Linked DNA regions of Homo sapiens: region 1 is linked to region 2. A link is an interaction called in ENCODE POLR2A ChIA-PET data of the cell type or tissue named here. Cell type or tissue: GM12878. All regions are shown on one strand. Links, peaks and the distances in the headings refer to the core of each region. The heading gives the core; the rest is flanking DNA.

The links. Peaks named below come from ENCODE experiments on the same cell type or tissue, not always from the same donor. Only the 100,000 strongest peaks of a DNase experiment are listed, where the experiment ranks them.
Region 1: POLR2A ChIA-PET joins it to region 2 with 6 read pairs; 2 of 35 experiments call an interaction of 5 or more read pairs at or near these places.

The regions. Positions count from the first base shown.
Region 1 is chr12:6,808,292-6,818,127 of GRCh38, reverse strand. It overlaps CD4 (CD4 molecule), which reads right to left. Exons shown (of 10, transcript NM_000616.5): 4 at 3,828-3,986; 5 at 3,136-3,369; 6 at 1,725-2,072; 7 at 798-998. Among named protein-coding and RNA genes, the nearest start is that of GPR162, 8.6 kb to the left of the region's middle. In GM12878, for the core only: no CTCF peak of the experiment used is centred there; no DNase peak of the experiment used is centred there; H3K27me3 peaks cover 203 bases.
Region 2 is chr12:6,323,164-6,332,999 of GRCh38, reverse strand. PLEKHG6 (pleckstrin homology and RhoGEF domain containing G6) reads right to left here. Exons shown (of 16, transcript NM_001384598.1): 14 at 6,427-6,572; 15 at 5,054-5,746; 16 at 4,494-4,864. The coding sequence ends at 4,855. It overlaps TNFRSF1A (TNF receptor superfamily member 1A), which reads left to right. Exons shown (of 10, transcript NM_001065.4): 6 at 2,074-2,147; 7 at 2,289-2,402; 8 at 2,705-2,733; 9 at 2,934-3,222; 10 at 3,378-4,229. The coding sequence ends at 3,688. Among named protein-coding and RNA genes, the nearest start is that of TNFRSF1A, 14 kb to the left of the region's middle. RefSeq lists enhancers at 2,633-2,762, 7,904-8,443, 8,444-8,985, 9,429-9,518, 9,569-9,638 and 1 more. In GM12878, for the core only: no CTCF peak of the experiment used is centred there; a DNase peak (open chromatin) is centred at 2,629; H3K27ac peaks cover 1,082 bases.

The DNA.
Region 1 (9,836 bases), core at 2,777-6,776, 480 kb before region 2:
TGAATGGTGTGAATGTGTGTGTGTGCGCGCGTGTGCGCGTGTGAGTCCATGTGTGAATGTGTGTGCGTGTGTGCATGTGTGTGAATGTGTGCCTGTGTGCGTGTATGAATGTGTGTGCGTGACTGCATGCATGTGCGCGCGCGTGTGTGCACATGTGTGAATAATGCGTGTGCGGATGTGAGTGTATAAGTGTGTGAGTGTACGTGTACGACAGTGTGTGGGTGAGAGTATGTGCGTGAATGTGTAAGTGTGTGTGTGCATGCATGTGTGAGTACATGTGTGTGTATGAGTGTGTGACAGTGTGTGAGTGCATGGGTGTGAGTACATGGGGTGAGAGTGTGGGTGTGAGTGTGGATGTGTGTGTAGTGTGTGTATGAGTGTGTGCGAGTGTGTGAGTGATGTGTGTGCGTGTGTGAGAGTGTATGGGAGTGTGTGCATGTGTGTGAGAGTGTATGTGTGTGAGTGTGTGTGTAAGTGCGTCTGGATTTGGAGAAAAGCCAGGAGCCAGGGAGGGGGGCTCTCGGTCAGGTGGACCCCATCCCTAGGCTGTAGACCTGAGGGAGTGGGAACTTGTAGAATTACAACTGGCAGCCTAGAGCCCAGGACCACAACCCACCTCACTTCATCACTTCTATGCCTCCTTTTGGGGCCTCCAAAGCACCCTGGGACCACAGAGGACACCATACCCATAACCCCCCAACTCAGGCATTGGGAGGCCGGGACTCTGGGTGGTCTCTGCCAACCACAGGAAGGTCCCGCAGCCCAGGAGGCAGAGGCCTTGGAACCTGGGTCCTTACCCTTGATGTTGGATTCCAGCAGGACCTGTCCCGAGTCACTCAGCAGACACTGCCACATCCCCGCCTCAGGGTTCAGCACCCACACCGCCTTCTCCCGCTTCGAGACCTTTGCCTCCTTGTTCTCCAGTTTCAAACTCAGCATCAGCTTAGGGGAGGTGGGTCCCCACACCTCACAGGTCAAATTTTTCTGGAGCTGAGTGGCTGCAGAGGAACGAGAGGCTGAGATCAAAGGCCTGAGATTCAGTAGAACAATTAAAATGATACTCTATATGGGTGACCTTCTTTTAGCCTTTTAGAGCAGGTTTTCATGCAGTCCTACGAGGAAAAACAGCGTTTGGGGTCCAGTGGTATTGGATTTGAATCCCAGCTCCACTGCTTAGCAGCTGTGTGTCTCTGGGCAAGTGACTTAACAACCTGCACCCAGATAGTACTAAAGGCAGGCATACATGTAAAGTGTTTGGATGGGGCCCGACACGTGCTGAGCATCAAGTGTTAGCCATTACTATTTGCAGAGTCGTTATGATGATAAGGAGATAAGGAAGCCAGAAACTCAATTTGGAGCTTGACATTATCATCATTACTATCACACAGAGAGCAGATTTCATTATCCTTATTAGACAGGTCAGGAAGCAGGCCTGCAGTGGGAGGGGGCTTAGCCAGGGTCACAGAGGGTTGGTTATAGGAAGAACTGGAACCCTGGTTCTTAGCCCAAGTGCTTTGGGGATCTTCAGTGAAGCCAGCCCCAGGCTGGCTCATGGATGTCTCAGTTCAAAACCAGCCCCAAACCCAGAGGGCCCTCCCTCACTTCATCCAGGTGACCAGGGCCTAGGCATCCCCTCTTGGGGCCTGGCTTGCCTCAGAGGGAGCCCTGGGCCAGGCCCCTCCAACTCCTTCCCCTGCCCACCCCTCCCTGGCCTGGCCCCTCACCTCTCATCACCACCAGGTTCACTTCCTGATGCAACTTTCCTGTTTTCGCTTCAAGGGCCAGGGTGAGGTTTCCAGAGCCAGCATACTGAGGCAAGGCCTGGGGCAGGGTGAGGTGGAGCGGGAGCTTCTTGCCCATCTGGAGCTTAGGGTCCTGGGTAACCCGTTTTACAGACACTTCCTTGTTCTTCAGGTCAAAGGTGATCCAAGACTTGGAGGAGGAAGCCCTCTCCGCCTGCCACCACAGCTCGCCACTGCCCGTCAGCTTTTCAACTGTAAAGGCGAGTGGGAAGGAGAACTCCACCTGTTCCCCCTCTTTCTTATAGACTATGCTGGAGGCCTTCTGGAAAGCTGGAGGTGGGAAGGGAGAGACCCTGGGTGAGGAGATAGGAAGATGAGGGTGCACGAGTGGGGTTGGCATGTGGAGGCAGCAGGGAGATGGAAGGGGACCCGACGAGTCCAGACACCCACCTTGTCACTTCAGATACTTCAGTTCCTTCCTACCTCTCCAGCCTTCTCTCCCTTCTTCCACCCAGCATTTTCCTACAGCAGGCCACCTCCCTCCTCCCGGAAGCCATCACAGAGCAGCCCAGCCACAGGGGATCCTTGCTGTCCTTAGGATTCCTGGACCACAGAAGCCATTTGGCCTCCACTCCTTAGAGGCGTATTCATCACCCTTCACAAAATAACAGCGAACACTTAACTAGGGCTTACTCTGTGCCAGGCACCATTTTCAGTGCCTTACGTATATCAGTCCTCAACTTAATACGAGGTAGTCACTATGGCAGTTAACATCATCCCCATTTCACAGAGGCTGAAACCAAGGTGCAGAGAGGTTTAGTAACTCACCCAAGGTCACATGGTTGTGGCAGAACCAGGATTTCAATCAGCGTACATGCACTAAACTGGCACACTACCTTATGTCTACCTTAAGTCACATAAGCACCCAGGGGACAGGATCTGGGGTAGGACCTTGGTCTCCCCACAGTGGCCTGGCTTAGAGGTCCAGAGGTACAACATAGAACATCATCAGGGTTGGCTTACTGGTGTTAGTGTCCCTGAGTAAGTGGATTTGCCAACTTGGTAGGGGTGTGGAGCTGAGGCAACAAAGAAAGTAAGCTCCCTGACATTCCTCCTTTGGGGCCTCCAAAGGAGACTCGGGCCTCTAGCATCCTTACCTTCCCCAGCCTTTCCTTTCTCCATGTCCACCACACTGAGGGGTGGCTGCCAATCAGCCCCCTGAGGATGAGGGCCCCAGTGAGTCCTTCAAGACAGGCCTCAGCTCTAGGGGACCTAGTCTTCTCCACTCCTGACCTCCCAGCACCAGAACCAGAAACAGGGCAGTCAGAGCAGAGGGAGGGGCTGTCAGCCCCTGGGGCAGGGAGGAGACTGCGCGAAGAGGGGCTTCCCTTACCTAGCACCACGATGTCTATTTTGAACTCCACCTTCTTCTGGTTCTGCAAGACAGTGCATGTCCAGGTGCCACTATCCTGGAGCTCCAGCTGAGACACGGAGAGGGTCTTCCCCCCCTGTATGTTTTTACCCCTTGGACTCCTACATTGCACTGAGGGGCTACTACCAGGGGGGCTCTCCAAGGTCAGGGTCAGGCTCTGCCCCTGAAGCAGGTGGGTGTCAGAGTTGGCAGTCACTGTGGAGGGAAAGGCCAGCTGTGTCACACACATACCATCCCCAAGGAGAAGGGCAGACAACAGGAAACCAACAACATCTCTCCATTATCGCCGTCCCAACATCTCCTTCCTCCCAGCACCCAGCTGCGCACCCCCAGCCAAGATAGGGTTTCCCTCTCCCCTCCTCTCTCTCTTCTTTCCTCCTCTCCCCTCATCCTCTCTTCCCCAGTCTCTCTCCCTCCTTCCCTTGCCTCCTTCCCTTTTCTTTCCTTTTCCCAAGGCCTCTTCCCTCCTCCGCCCACCAGCATCCCTCACCTGATCAAGAAGGGTTTTAAGACATTTGGAGGCCAGTTTGACAGCCTGGTCCTCTTGGGGCTGCTGCGGTATCACCAGCTCAGGCTGGATTTGGTGCAGGGGTGGGAGTAGTGGGGAAGGGAACCAGGCAGGAGGTATCCTCATCCCCACCTGCCCCACTCACATCCGAACACTAGCAATTGCACCTCCTCCTTCTGGTCCTCCACTTCACAGATGTAAGTATCTGAGTCTTCTATCTTAAGATTCTTGATGATCAGGGGAAAGTTTCCTTGGTCCCAAAGGCTTCTTCTTGAGTCAGCGCGATCATTCAGCTTGGATGGACCTGGGAGCAGAAGACATATGGGGGGGGACTGAGGCGCCCTGGAGACAGGGCACCTCTGGCAAGAGAATGCCCACGGCTCTTCTGATATCAGTTGCTAATTTCCTGCAACATCTGCTCCTCGTTCTAATCAGAGAAACCCGGTCTGGCAAGGAGGTCTCATCATATCCATTTACCTGGCTGGGACAGTAGCTCACAAATACAAATAAAATCATATCCTTATTTGGAGAGCACCAACTCCTACATGCCAAATACTTTACAGGCATCATCTCAGTAATCTCCACAATAATTCCGAGAAATAGATACTGTCAACACTGTTTTGTTTATTTTGCAGATAGAGAAACTGAGACTCAGAGAGATTAGGTAACTGCCTAAACTCTCACATATTGAGATTAAGTAATTACCCAACTCTCACACATTGTAGGAGAATAAACCAGTACAATTTCTTTGGATGGTGATTTGTAATCTATACAGAATTACAAATGTATATACAAAACCAAATGTCCATCAATAAAGAATAGGTTAAATAGATCATAGCTCACCCATTCAGTGGACTGCTATGCAGCCGTAAGAGAGGAATGAGGAAGTGCTTTGTGTACTAATTTGGACCCGTATCTAAGAAACATCACTAACTGAATAAAGCGAGATGTTAAACAGTCTACTATTTGTTTTTAAAGGTGGAGAAAATATATTCTTTGTATATGAAAAGAATAATTCTCGAATTAAACATAAGAAAATGAGGCCATTAAAAAGAGCTATAATGTCTAAAAAAAAATTAAAAAAGAAAATGAGGCCAGGCATGGTGGAAATCTCTCATCCCAGCTCTTTGAAAGATCGAGGTGGAAAGATTGTTTGTGCCCAGGAGTTCGAGATCAGCCTGGGCAACATGGCGAAACCCCATCTCTAAAAAAAAAAAAAAAAAAATTTTTTTTAATTAGCCGCCTTGGGAGGCTGAGGTGGGAGAATCACTTGAGCCCAGAAGTCAAAGGTTGCAGTGAAACAAATGAGATGGCACCACTGCACTCCAGTCTAGGTGACAGAGTGAGACTCTGTCTCAAAAAAGAAAAAAAATTAACTGAGTGTGGTGGTGCATGCCAGTAGCCCCAGCTATGCCGGAGGCTGAGGTGGGAGGATAACCTGACCCAGGAGGTCGAGGCTGCAGTGAGCTATGATCATGCCACTGCACTCCACCCTGGGCGACAGAATGAGACCCCATTTAAAAGAAAAAAAAACTGGGAGGCTGAGGCACAAGATCGCTTGAGACTGGGAGGCAGAGTTTGCAGTGAGATCGCACCACTGCATTCCAGCCTTGGTGAGAGAGTGAGACTGTCCCAAAACACACACACACACACACACACACACACACACACACAAAAATAACCTTGGTTGCCTCTAGGAAGAGGAAGTGAATACTCATGTGTAGGAAGAAAGCTTTTCACTATATGCCCTTTGCTTTTTTTTTTTTGAGATGGAGTTTCGCTATTGTTGCCCAGGTTGGAGTGCAATGGCATGATCTTGGCTCACCGCAACCTCCGCCTCCCGGGTTCAAGCAATTATCTTGCCTCTGCCTCCCGAGTAGCTGAGATTACAGGCATGCGCAACCAAGCCCGGCTAATTTTGTATTTTCAGTAGAGACAGGGTTTCTCCTTGTTGGTCAGGCTGGTCTCGAATGCCCAACCTCAGGTGATCCGCTCGCCTTGGCCTCCCGAAGTGCTGGGGTTACAGGCGTGAGCCACCACACCCAGCCTGCTTTCTTTTTTTGTTTGTTTGTTTTTATGGAGTCGAGTGTTCGATCTCTGCTCATTGTAACCTCTGCCTCCTGAGTTCAAGGGATTCTCTTGCCTCAGCCTTCGGAGTAGCTGGGATTACAGGTGTACACCACCACATCTGGCTAATTTTTGTATTTTTAGTAGATACAAGTTTTGCCATGTTGCCCAGGCTGATCTCGAACTCCTGACCTCAAGCAACCCGCCCACCTCAGCCTCCCAAATTGCTGGGATTGCAGGTGTGAGCCACTGCACCCAGCCTATATGCCCTTTTCTATCTTTTGAATTTTGACTCCCGTAAGTGGTGGAGCTAGGATTAAAATGCAGCCCGTCAGGAGTCTGGGACCAACCTAGGCAGCCAATCGAGACCCTCGTCTCTAAAAAAAATTATTTTAAAAAAAATTAGCTGGGTGTGGTGGCACATGCCTGTAATCCCAGCTACTTGAGAGGCTGAAGCAGGAGGATCACTTGAGCCCAGGAGTTCAAAGTTACAGTGAGCTATGATTGTAACACTGCACTCCAGCCTGGGCAACAGAGTGAGGCCTCATCTTAAAGAAAAGAAATTTTTGGCCGGGTGCGGTGGCTCACGCCTGAAATCCCAGCACTTTGGGAGGCCAAGGCGGTGGATCACTTGAGGTCAGGAGTTCAAGACCAGCCTGGCCAACATGGTGAAACCCCATCTCTACTAAAAATACCAAAAAAAAAAAGAAAAAAAAAATTAGCCAGAGCATAGTGACGCATGCCTGTAATCCCAGCTACTTGGGAGGCTGAGGGAGGAGAATGGCTTGAACCCGGGAGGTGGAGATTGCAGTGAGCCAAGATCACGCCACTGCACTCCAGCCTGGGTGACAGAGTGAGACTCTGTCTCAAAAAAAAAAAAAAAAAAAGAAAAAGAAAAGAAAAAAGAAAAGAAAAAATGTTTTAAAAAATAAAAATAATTCAGGCTATTTCGCTATGCAATGCTATCTCTGGAAAGTTCTTCTGGCATAAGTATGTGTCTCCTTTGGCCTCTTCTTGTAAAATCTAATAACCATCACCAAGGGAAGTTTTCTCTTTAGCTGTGCATTTTCTGGGTGCAGTGGAAGCTCCAAAATCTCTGTAGAACAGGGCTTTAGAAGCTAAATTTACATAGCAAACAGTTCTGTTTTGTTTTGTTTTTACTTAGAATGTATATTTGGAGGAATGGGGCAAAGGTGGCTAAGACTAAAGCCTCTCACCCTGCTTGGTACTGCCTCTGCCTCCCTGAGATGCCCAGGTCCTCTCCCTCTTTCTGCCTTGGTGTGGGAGCCTGGATACCAGTTCAGTCACTCACTCTCCTTTCTCTCCTCTTCCAGACCACACAGTCCTCTTCCCCACTGCTCAGCTCTTACTGTCCAGGAGCCCCTTCCAGACAACCTCACAGCCTCAGCACACAGTTGCCCCAAGCTTCCTCAGAGCACGGCAGGCACCCAATCCACCCCACACCTTCAGTTTCACACTTTTTAAAAAAACTTCCCTACTCAAGACAACCTGGACCCAACCTCCCCCTTTATTTGTTCCTTCAGTGGTTCCTGCCCTACTTGCTGTTTGCCCTGGATCTACACACTGCTTTAATTCCCCAGCTTACCCTGAAATTCAACTACATTCCTTTCACAGTTCCTTTACCAAACTTCTTAAAAGCGTGGCCTACTCTGGTTCTGCCCCACTTTGCTCCGCCTCTTTTGTTCCTCCCCTCCATTTCTAAGTATGATTCGTTTTTCTTCGTCTTGAACTCTTGCTCTGACATCTACATTTAGGTGTTGTCCCAGACTCTGTCTTTGGTTCTCTTCCCCGTTTCTACAGACATTCTAAATTCCACCTCATCCCCAGTCAGCTCTGCAGATTGTGGCCAAGTTGTTACTGCCAGCCCTGACCTCTCTCCTCAGTTCTAGGCACACATTTCCAATGGTCCAAGAAATAAGTTTATGTTAATATCCTGCCATCACCCCAAACGCAATTGGTTCAAAATGAAATGTATAACCCTCCTCCTAAAATAACTCTGCCTCCTTGCTTCTCTTCAAAAGAAAACCATGGCCTGCTTGTCCATGCTGTCCCATACTTTGAAAAAGCTATGGCAAGATAATATGAAAGGTCTAAGCATATGAGTGAGTCTGGGACAAATTCATGGGACAACTGGTATTGAATGAAGACTTAAAAGAGGTATGGGCCTGTGGCAGGTGCGGTGGCTCACGCCTGTAATCCCAGCACTCTGGGAGGCCGAGGCAGGTGGATCACCTGAGGGCAGGAGTTCAAGACCAGCCTGGCCAACATGGTGAAACCCAGTCTTTACTAAAAATACAAAAATTAGCCAGGAATGGTGGTGCACGCCTGTAATCCCAGTTACTCGGGAGGCTGAGGCAGGAGAATCCCTTGAACCCAGGAGACAAAGGTTGCAGTGAGCCGAGATCGCGCCACTGCACTCCAGCCTGGATGAGAGAGAGAGACTCCATCTCAAAAAAAAAAAAAAAAAGAGGTATAGGCAATGGACTAGAGACGGGGAGCAGCAAGGACATTACAGGAAGGGAGAAAAGCTCCAGAGAGGCAGCACAGGCAAGCTGTGGGGAAACCTCCTGGGTGCAGAGGTTTCCACTGGGAAACTGAGCAGTGGCGCTGAGAGGGTGAACGTCCTGCAGAGGCTTCTAGGCTTAGTCTAATGGGCTAGGATGTGGCATGTGCAAAGCATGGCTTTGGAAGGCAATGCTGCAGCAGGGGGAAGGGAAATCCAAGTAGGCGAGACTAGTAGCAGACCAAATTACCTGGAAGCTCACTGTAATCCAGGTGGGAGGTATGTGAGCCTTGGCTGGTGATGGTGGCATTCCCATGGGAACAAAGAAGAGGAAGAAACTAGAACATTTTTTTTTTTTTGAGACAGGGTCTCACTCTGTCACCTAGGCTGGGGTGCAGTGGCGCAATCACGGCTCACTGCAACATCTACCTCGTGGGCTCAAGAGATCCTGCCACCTCAGCCCCCCAAGTAACTGGGACTACAAGCATGTGCCACCACTCCCGACTAACTTTTGTATTTTTTGTAGAGACGAGGTTTCGCCCTGTTGCCCAGGCTGGTCTCGAAATCCTCAGGTCAAGTCATCCAGCCGCCTCAGCCTCCCAAAGTGCTAGGATTACAATAGGTGGCAGACATCATGCCCGGCCCAAAACACTTTCAAAGCAAGGAAAGGTCATAATTGATGACGATAGGAAACCAGGGATTGAAGCAGAGAAAAAAACATGACTCTGTGTTTCAGAAATTGGGAGAACAAGGAGGGTGATACTGTTATTGTTAGAAATCAGGAAGTTGGGAAGGGGAGCTGTTCTGAAGGAAGATGAGATCCATAGAAACAGAACAAAAGCATCAACACAAAAGACTTAAGAATTTTTGGAAAGTAGTGCATTGTTTTAATCTCATAGGCAGTGAAAGAAATGCAAATTAAAACAATGATATATTTTTCAATTATAAAATTGCCCCCCCCAAAAGTTTTAAATAATACTACTCAGTGCTGACAAGATGTGCTCAAAAAGTTCATATCCTTAATTTCATTTCTGGAACTTTATCCTTAAAACAATAATTTTAAAATGCAAACCATAATTTAGCTACAAAAATAATACTTACAGCATTGTTAATAGGATACAATGTTAGACAAAATGATAATGGCCATATATTAGGGGACAATTAATTTGATGGAATTCTAGGTTAGCACCAAAACCAATATTTACAAATAACTTACAATGAAATAGAAAATACTAATAATATACATTTCTAAGTTGTCTTAAGATAATCTTTACTTACAGAAGTAAGCTCTTGGCTTTTTAAAAAGAAGAAAATTATCTCACAAAGTAGGGAAGGAAAAGAAGAAAAATTTAAAAAAAAAGGTAAACTTCACTTTTTTTTTTTTTTTTTTTTTTTTTTTTTTTTGAGACAGAATCTCACTTTGTCACCCAGGCTGGAGTGCAGTAGTGTGATCTCGGCTCGCTGCAACTTCGCCTCCTGGGTTCAAGTGATTCTCCTGCCTCAGCCTCCCAAGTAGCTGCAACTACAGGCGGGTGCCACCACGCCCAGCTAATTTTTTGTATT
Region 2 (9,836 bases), core at 1,108-5,107:
ATTAGCTGGGCAACAGATGCCAGGATGCCCCAGAGTGCTCAGGGTCCTACTGGCTGAGTAGGAGACACTTCGTTAAGACACCAGGCAGTCCTTCCCCTTGCTCTTCAAATCTGAAGAAGTCTTTGAGGATGGAAGATCATGCCCCAAGGGCTGGCAGCCCTTCCAACTCAGATATGTAGATTCTTGGATCTACGATAGCTCATTGGTTCTAGGACATACACTCTTATAGCTCTGAAATCAAACCTCCTATAACTGGTGACTCATCATGGTTGAATTGGCAGCTCTGTTTGCGTCTGGGTAGTAATGTAAAGAAAAGTGCCTTTTATTCTTGATGGCGTCTTAGGTTTGATGCAATATGGTATTTCCTCATTAGTCACTGTCCAGGCCTCCTTACTCCTGGCTCCACAGAGGCTGTTCTTGTCACTCACTTGCAAAGAATAAACTCTGAGGGCTCTCAGAGTTTGAACCCCAGCATAGCCACTTACTGGCTATGTGACGTTGGGCAAGTTTCTTAACATCTCTGAGCCTGACTTTTCTTTTGGTGTTTTTTTTTTTTTTTTTTTTTTGAGACAGGGTTTCACTCTGTCACCCAGGCTGGAGTGCAGTGGTGCAACCGTGGCTCAGCCTCCACCTCCAGGGCTCAAGCCATCCTCTTGCCTTAGCCTCCTGAGTAGCTGGGATTAGAGGCACACACCACTACACCCAGCTAATGTTTTACTTTTTGTAGAGACAGGGTCCTACTATATTGCCCAGGCTGGCCTCGGACTCCTGGGCTCAAGCGATCTTCCGCCTCAGCCTCCCAAAGTGCTAGGATTACGGGCATGAGCCACCACGCCTGGCCTGGGCCTTAGATTTCTTATATTTAAAGTAAGCATAATGACATTCATTTGGTGAATTTGTGAGAACCAAAAACAAAGAAACAAACAAAACCTACAACACGTCTGACACAAAACTATTTATTTTCCATTAATCTTCTTTTTTTTTTTTTTTTTTTTTTTTGACACAGAGTCCTGCTCTGTCGCCCAGGCTGGAATGCAGTGGCGCGATCTCGGCTCACTGCAACCTCTGCCTCCCAGATTCAAGCAATTCTCCTGCTTCAGCCTCCCAAGTAGCTGGGATTACAGGCACGTGCCACCATGCCTGGCTAATTTTTGTATTTTTAGTAGAGATGGGGTTTCACCATCTTGGTCAGGCTGGTCTCAAACTCCTGGTGATCCACCTGCCTCTGCCTCCCAAAGTGCTGGGATTACAGCCGTGAGCCACTGCACCCAGCCGGCTTCATCTCTTCTTGAAATCACTTTTATACCATTCTATGTGGTTCTCACCATGAGCTTGAGTGGTGGGCTAAAGTGCCTCTCCCTGCTTTCAGCTTCCTGCTGGGAACTCACTCTCTCAAGTTCCTTCCAGCACCACCCCATAGAGTTCCCATCACTCCACACTGTCCAGTGACAACTCCCAACATGGAAGATCTGCTAGTTCTACAGGGTGCTCTCTGGCTGCCCCAGTAACATGTGTTTTTAAATTTTTCACATGCATGTTTGACCCCGACTCCCCGAAGTCAGGTACTGTAACTAGCAGTGTCATTTAAGAAAAAGCCCTTTAACCTCTCTTTGCCAAAGGATTCTTATCAGCAAAACAGTGATGAAACAACAATCCCATAACAGCTAGCTGGCTACCTTCTCAAGCACTTATTAAATGAGGCATAATGATTTTGCTTAATCCTCAATCCTGAGAGGTGGGCGATCCCTGTGGTGATGAGGAAACCGAGGCTTGGGGGTTAATGGCTTGCCTAGATTCACACTGCTAGCCAAGGAATGAACTGGAATTTACACCCTGACCCTGACTGCTTTTCACATTTTCTACACAGCCTTTTCAAGATCCCTGCCAATTCTAAAATTAAATGATTCTATGATTAACTGTGTTTCATTCTTCTGCATCAGTTCCCAAAACAAATTATATCAAGAGACAGCAAAAATATTTGTAAAGAAAGGATGTCCAACAATCTGTGTGGTTGTTTTTCTGTGTTCCTCCAATGGTAGGGCCTCTGTTCACCAGTGCCGTCTCTTCTTTTAGCTGTAAGAAAAGCCTGGAGTGCACGAAGTTGTGCCTACCCCAGATTGAGAATGTTAAGGGCACTGAGGACTCAGGTGAGGAGAAGTGACCTGGTGCCCATGCTCACCTGCCCTCTCCCTCTTCTTGCCCCCACCCGTCCATCCATCCCACCCATCCATCTATCCCTGCGGCCCCCCTCTGCCCGCTCCTCTGACCAACACCTGCTTTGTCTGCAGGCACCACAGTGCTGTTGCCCCTGGTCATTTTCTTTGGTCTTTGCCTTTTATCCCTCCTCTTCATTGGTTTAATGTATCGCTACCAACGGTGGAAGTCCAAGCTCTACTCCATTGGTGAGTGGGGGCTTTGGGAGGGAGAGGGAGCTGGTGGGGGTGAGGGAGGACATGGGTGGGTGCGATGGACATGTGTGGAGGGAGGTGAGGAGTGTCCCCTCAGTTCATACCGCTGGGGACTCTGGGCAGAAGGTGGCCCTGGATGGCTGGGGAGATGTCGAGCTGCATCAGTAGCTCTCTCGTCCCTGGGGCCACATAGGCCCTGAGGCATGTCACCACAAGTCCCCACTGCCAGCTGAGTCCAGGGTGCCAGGGCTGAGAGAGGAAGTGAAATTTATGATGCTTTCTTTCTTTTTCCTCAGTTTGTGGGAAATCGACACCTGAAAAAGAGGTGAGATGAAATGAGAGAGTTACTCCCAAATGTCCCTGACCATTCCTTATAATTGCCTAATGCTCAGATCCCCTGGAATCATCCTTCACTTTCCGGGGGCTCGCCTCATTCCCTCTAAGTCCCAACCCCCACGTAGAATAAAGAGGGCCGGGGCTGGTTTTCGCTGCCGCACTAATGCTGCGCCACCTTCTCTCTTTCAGGGGGAGCTTGAAGGAACTACTACTAAGCCCCTGGCCCCAAACCCAAGCTTCAGTCCCACTCCAGGCTTCACCCCCACCCTGGGCTTCAGTCCCGTGCCCAGTTCCACCTTCACCTCCAGCTCCACCTATACCCCCGGTGACTGTCCCAACTTTGCGGCTCCCCGCAGAGAGGTGGCACCACCCTATCAGGGGGCTGACCCCATCCTTGCGACAGCCCTCGCCTCCGACCCCATCCCCAACCCCCTTCAGAAGTGGGAGGACAGCGCCCACAAGCCACAGAGCCTAGACAGTGAGTTTCTCCCGCGGCTGGAGACGAGGAGGCTGGGGGAGGGCCGGGGGAGCGCGGGAGGCGCTCCCAGAGGGGACCACGAGAGGCGGAGGGCGCGGGATGCGGGGCGGGGCCTGGGGTTGCCGCCCGAGGCTCACCGGCCCGCGTCCCCGCAGCTGATGACCCCGCGACGCTGTACGCCGTGGTGGAGAACGTGCCCCCGTTGCGCTGGAAGGAATTCGTGCGGCGCCTAGGGCTGAGCGACCACGAGATCGATCGGCTGGAGCTGCAGAACGGGCGCTGCCTGCGCGAGGCGCAATACAGCATGCTGGCGACCTGGAGGCGGCGCACGCCGCGGCGCGAGGCCACGCTGGAGCTGCTGGGACGCGTGCTCCGCGACATGGACCTGCTGGGCTGCCTGGAGGACATCGAGGAGGCGCTTTGCGGCCCCGCCGCCCTCCCGCCCGCGCCCAGTCTTCTCAGATGAGGCTGCGCCCCTGCGGGCAGCTCTAAGGACCGTCCTGCGAGATCGCCTTCCAACCCCACTTTTTTCTGGAAAGGAGGGGTCCTGCAGGGGCAAGCAGGAGCTAGCAGCCGCCTACTTGGTGCTAACCCCTCGATGTACATAGCTTTTCTCAGCTGCCTGCGCGCCGCCGACAGTCAGCGCTGTGCGCGCGGAGAGAGGTGCGCCGTGGGCTCAAGAGCCTGAGTGGGTGGTTTGCGAGGATGAGGGACGCTATGCCTCATGCCCGTTTTGGGTGTCCTCACCAGCAAGGCTGCTCGGGGGCCCCTGGTTCGTCCCTGAGCCTTTTTCACAGTGCATAAGCAGTTTTTTTTGTTTTTGTTTTGTTTTGTTTTGTTTTTAAATCAATCATGTTACACTAATAGAAACTTGGCACTCCTGTGCCCTCTGCCTGGACAAGCACATAGCAAGCTGAACTGTCCTAAGGCAGGGGCGAGCACGGAACAATGGGGCCTTCAGCTGGAGCTGTGGACTTTTGTACATACACTAAAATTCTGAAGTTAAAGCTCTGCTCTTGGAGACAGTGGTCTGTCGGGATGGGAGGTGGGGGCAGAGGCCCAGATCCTGAGGGGTGAGATGGGAAAAGCCCTGCACTAGGGCCAGGTAGCCCATCACCATCACGCCAAGTGACAGAGGAGTAGCAGGTTCTTGTTCTGAACACCGTCATCTGTTGCCCAAGCTGGAGTGCGCTCACTGCAGCCTCCAACCCTTGGGCTCATGGGGTCCTCCCGCCTCAGCCTCCGGACACAGGCACACCACCACACCTGGGTAATTTTTAAAATTTTTTTTTGTAAAGACAGGGTTTCCCTATATTGCCCAGGCTGGTCTGGAACTCCTGGGCTCAAGGGATCCTCCCACCTCAGCCTCCCAAAGTGCTGGGATTACAGGCAGCCATGCCCAGCCAGGGCAGTCATTTTTATGCACAACTTTCTGTGGGGCTCAGGTGCACCTATGATACATAAATTTACAGTTCTTGATCCCCAAACAGAGCAGGAGGCAGGGTGCCTGGGCCAGGCTTCCTTTGGGAAATGTGGTCCTTGAGGTAGAGTCACAGATGCCGGAGGGTGACCAGCACTACTGGGGAGAGATCTCCTCTGGGAGAGATGCATGCCAAAGGTCCTCTGCATTCCTCATACCTCTCTGAAAAGACAGGAGGGGGTGTTAGGCGACATTCAGTGGCAACGGGTGAGGGTCAGGTGAAGAGTGAGGCGGAGAGCCCTTCCTGCCTCAGCCCCTGTTCCTGCTTTGCCCTCTTTCTATACTACACCCCACCACCATACAGACATCCCCGTCTGCCCCCTCCCAGGCCAGCTTCCCTCCAGCACTTACGATGCGGACAGAGGGGTGTCCAGCTGAATGATGTGGGGCCCCCGCATCCTCTGCAGCTGGGCCCGAGTCAGCTTCCGTGGCCTGCTGTCCCGGGGCTCCTCGGCCCCCTCAATCCTTTGGCTGGCCAGCTCCTCCCGGATCTCTCTGAGCATGTCCTCAGCCCGCATTGGGCGCAGGGATGTGTGGCCAGCTTTCAGGAACAGAGGCCCCTCTTCTTCCTCCTCCCCTGAGGACTCCCAGGGGCTTTCCCCGGCAGAGTCAGCATGGGTTGGGGAGGAGGGAAGCTGGCCCCGAAGCCGGGCCCTGTGGAGTGTTTCCACCACCACATTCCCTCGCTCGGAGGCCCCATCTTCTTCCTCAGACCAGGTTGGTGGGTCTTCCTGGGGAAGACTGCCTCCTTTTAGGATTCCTTCCGGCAGTTCGGGGGCGCTTCGGCGTTGAGGAGCTTGGGGGTCGGGAGGGTGGGGACGCAGAGGGATGTCCCGGAGTTCCAGGGTGGAGAAGGTGAGGCGAGGGTCCCGCCGAAGGGCTCTTTGGCGTAGACGGCTCAGTGGGGAGCGGGACCCCGTGGGGGTGCCTGGGATCAAAGTGCCGTAGCCAGAGTCTGAGGTATCATCTGGCACAAGGGGAGCATCTTCATCTGTGTCTTCTGTCACCACCAGGTGGGGGATAATGGTCGAGAACTCAGGAGTCCTACAGTTAATGGCAAAGAGTCAGATGCGTAGGGGTCAAGTTCAAGTCCAGGGAGTTTCCCTTGATCACTACATCCAGAAATGGCCCCTCCTCCAAACTTATTTTGGTATCATCTTTCCATCGCACTGTGATTGTTTTTCTCATCTGGCTGGCTAGATTTTAAGCTCCTAAGAGAGTACGGGCTGCCTCTATACTGTTTTATCCATAGCATCTGGTCCAGGATCTTGTATCGAGTGGGTAGTCAGGTTTTTGCTGAGTGGTTCCTGAACTTACCTGATATTATCCTCAATGATCGATTCTTCTTTTCTCCTTAAGCTGCTGCCAAGCAGTGGTGCTATCCTAGACGAACCTCACACTCCCCGGGGATTTGGCAGCTCTAATATTCTGCAGATCCACACCTACCTTCACTCTCGAGCTTGCTCCTCTCACAGTGCTCCTGTGTGACTCTAGGCAGGCTAACTCTGTAGGCTGTCTGTGCCCTATCCCCCACCTCCAACCCAACACGGCTGGTACCAACCTTCCGACCCAACACAGCTGGTACCGAGCTTCCCTACCCTGCCCTACGCCTGCGTTCCTCTATCTATTCCCAATTCCACCAAAAATGTGCAGTAATGCCATTTCTCAGCCTTATGGCTCCCTCCTCCTGCTCGGGGAGACCTTGTAGTCCGTGTGAGCCTTACCTCCCCTCTGCGCTGCTCTGAGAGCCCTCCAGGGAAGGCGTGGAGGGCCTGGTGCTGGGGGACTCCCTGTCCTGGTCCCGATAGAGGGTCAGGAGCTCCCTCTTCTGTTGAACATACTCCTCTGCCTTCAGCTTCTGTAGGGCGGCCTGGGACAGGACACTTTCGTTATTAAGAGCTCTCATTTATTGAGCACTTGCTGTTTGCCAGGCACCCTGCTAAGTGCGTTACATATATTACCTTATTTTATTTTATTATTATTATTATTTTTTGAGACTGAGTCTTGCTCTGTCACCCAGACTAGAGTGCAGTGCCACAATCTTGGCTCACTGCAACCTCCACCTCCTGGGTTCAAGCGATTCTCCTGCCTCAGCCTCCTTAGTAGCTGGGATTACAGGCGCCCGCCAACGTGCCCGGCTAATTTTTGTATTTTTAGTAGAGATGGGGTTTCACCATCTTGGCCAGGCTGGTCTCAAACTCCTGACCTTGTGATCCACCCCCCTTGGCCTCCCAAAGTGCTGGAATTAGACGTGTAAGCCACCGTGCCCGGCCTACATTACCTTATTTAATCTTTACAAAAACCCCATGAACCAGATATTTTTACCCCACCTTACTACTGAGACATGGAGACTCTAAGGTTAAGTAACTGTCTGAGGGGGTACTTCTTACCATAAGAAAGTGGGGTGGTGCCGGGATTTGGTGGCACCAAACTCTGGAGCTAGTGTTGGGGGTGAGTGGGGTGAACAGAATGGCCCTTTTCCTACCTGTACAGGTCTTCCTGCTTCTCATGTCCCATTGGCAGACCTGTTATCAGGTCTTCCCCCTCCTTCAGGAAGCCCTCCCTGGTTGGTGGTGATGGTAGAATAAGTGTTCTGAATTGGTACTGGTTGCTCCTTCAAGAGCATCCCTCTCCTACCACCTGGGCCTCTGCCCTGAAGCTGGGAGGAGCAGGAGGGCAGAACGTGGGCAGAGGTGGGCTTTGTCCCAGGCTGAGGACTCTGCTGTCCTTCAGAGGGAGGAAAGTTCCTAGAAGGCTGAGGAGAGGACGCATTATATTATCTGCCTTCTCCCTCCCTCAGCGATTTCATACAGGTACCATCAAAAGGAAATAGCGCCACCTGAGAAAAAATTTTCAAAGCACTTTTGCACATGTGGTCATTTGATACACATCATTGCCCTGTGGTGTGGAGAACATGAATGTTAGCCCATTTTACAGACAAGAAACCTAGACCTAGAGAGGTGAAGTGACTTGCTCAAGGTGCCACAGGTATGGAGAAGCAGAGCTGGGACAGGGCCTTGCTCTTTGAGTCCTAGTTCAGTCACTGCAACACTTTCAAGGACAGCCTTGAAGGGTAAAGAGTTACAGAAGGTCGGTTGTTGGCTTGGGGAGGGGGAGGGGGAGGGAGAGGGAAGAGAAGGTGGCAGAGCTGAGGTTGGAGGCGGAGGCAAGCCTTGGCAAAAGGGAGGTACTGGTGGCTGCTGTGGGCAGCACTGATATCAGGACTTGCTGGTATGGCCATATCCTTGTTAAAATATTGAAGTCTTCCATGCTGGTAAGGGAATGGCTGCTGCCTGGGCCTCAACCACTTCCCCCATCCCCATGATCTAGCAACTAAGGGAGATAACCTCTGGCACAGCAGAGGACCTCTAGTGCAGCGCTCCTTTCTGATTGGTTGATGCCCATGCTATACTAATTGTTAAATATTTCCACTATCTCCCCAGCTTGAAGTATATGAGCCAGCAACTCCTGGGCACCTGGACTTTCCCAAAGCCTCTCAAGAAACCCGGGGAGCAGCTGGGTCAGGACAAGAGACGAAATGGATGAACAGGGATAGGAAAATGACACCAGGCTTATAGTTCCCATTCTGCTTTTTCTGGCTCTCCAGTCACTTATTCCCAAGGCTGACAGCATTCTCATAAGATGTGGTCTGTTGGCCGGAGCAGGGGAGGGTACCTGGGGGTAGGAAACCTGCCAGGGCCGGGACCTGGGGCAGGACTCCCTCTTTCCCAGGCCTCATCTCCCAACTCCATGTGAAGGGAGGGAAGAAGTGAGAAAAGAGAGGGTGGAGGCGCTGGGCCGATCTGCTTGTCCTGCTGGGGTGCCCTTTTGCCCCACAGGACCCAAATTCAGGTTTGTGTTTCGGGTGCCAAGGAAGGGATGTTACGGGAAAGAAGAACTGGAAGGAAGCAGGGTTTCTGTAAGGGACGTTCAATGCCATCATCTCTGCTAAACTTGCCCCTTGCCCGACCCCAGGAAGAGGCTGGAGGAGGCGGCGGGGGGGGGAGGGGGGCGAGGGGGAGCCCCGAGTACGGGGTAGGGGGTCGGGGGAATGGGCGGGATGGGGCTCTTGGAGGTGCCTCCCAGCGAGCCCAAAGCCTCTCCAGCAACCCTGGGAGAATTTTCTCGGCTTGGTTAAGAGGAGAGACACATGGGGGCAGAGGGGACGGGAAAGGAAAAGGAAATTGGCGCTTAAGCCAGAATGTGACCCCCCTACAAAACTGAGAAGAGGAAGGGAGGGCCCCTAGCAGGATTCTTCTTCCTTTGTACCCATGGAGAGGAAATGCCTCCTTTCCCTGCTGTCTCTGGGGTGGCTCCTAGATTCACCCACTCTCCTCCCAGAACTCCCCAGTGCCGGACTAAAACCGAACTCTGAAACGTGCCCACTGACTTCCTGAGCAACAGATGCGGATGCGTTTCCCCAGTCAGCAGCAGGCCCTACCCAGGCCCCAAAGACCACCCCTTTCTTCTAATGATGACAACGGCAAACATTTATGGAGTGCCCATACAGTGCTGGGCCTTGTGCCTGGCCACTTGCGGACTGTCTGTCCTGCGTGCACTGCAACTCCCCAAGAGGTGAAGTAACTCCCTGACAGCTGCTCGGGCCTCTCCTTCAGACCCTGGCTCTTAGCCTCGGCTGCCTCCTTCAGTCTCCCTGCTTTAATTTCTTGGTCGCCATCTCTGACGGCTCTTTCTGTTCCTGTCTCTGTTCCTTTTCCTCTTCTCAGTCCCTGGGCATTCCCCAAGATTCAGTCTCTTCTCCCTGGAGAAGCTTACTTTCTCTAAAAGTGTGAGTCATCACAGCTAGACCCGCTAGGAATAAATCTGCAAGTCAACGTTTCTGCCAGGGTGAGAAAACAATAGTCTGCCCCCTGGGGATTGCTCTATGAAAGGGACCAACAGAGTTTCTACTGCCCTCTTCAGTGTATAAAGACTGATGGCTCTAGAGAGGATTCCCTAATAATCTGGTGTGAGACAATAGCAGGAAAAGTCATTTCAAAGTTTCAGTTTTCTTTGTTTTGCTAAGGAAGGCCAGGGAGCCTTGGTGCATATCTTGGTTATAGATCTTGACAGATCTTTCCTGTTAGCCTGGAGTGAGACTACCAGGGGACTGAGTTGTTTTGCATAGTAAAAT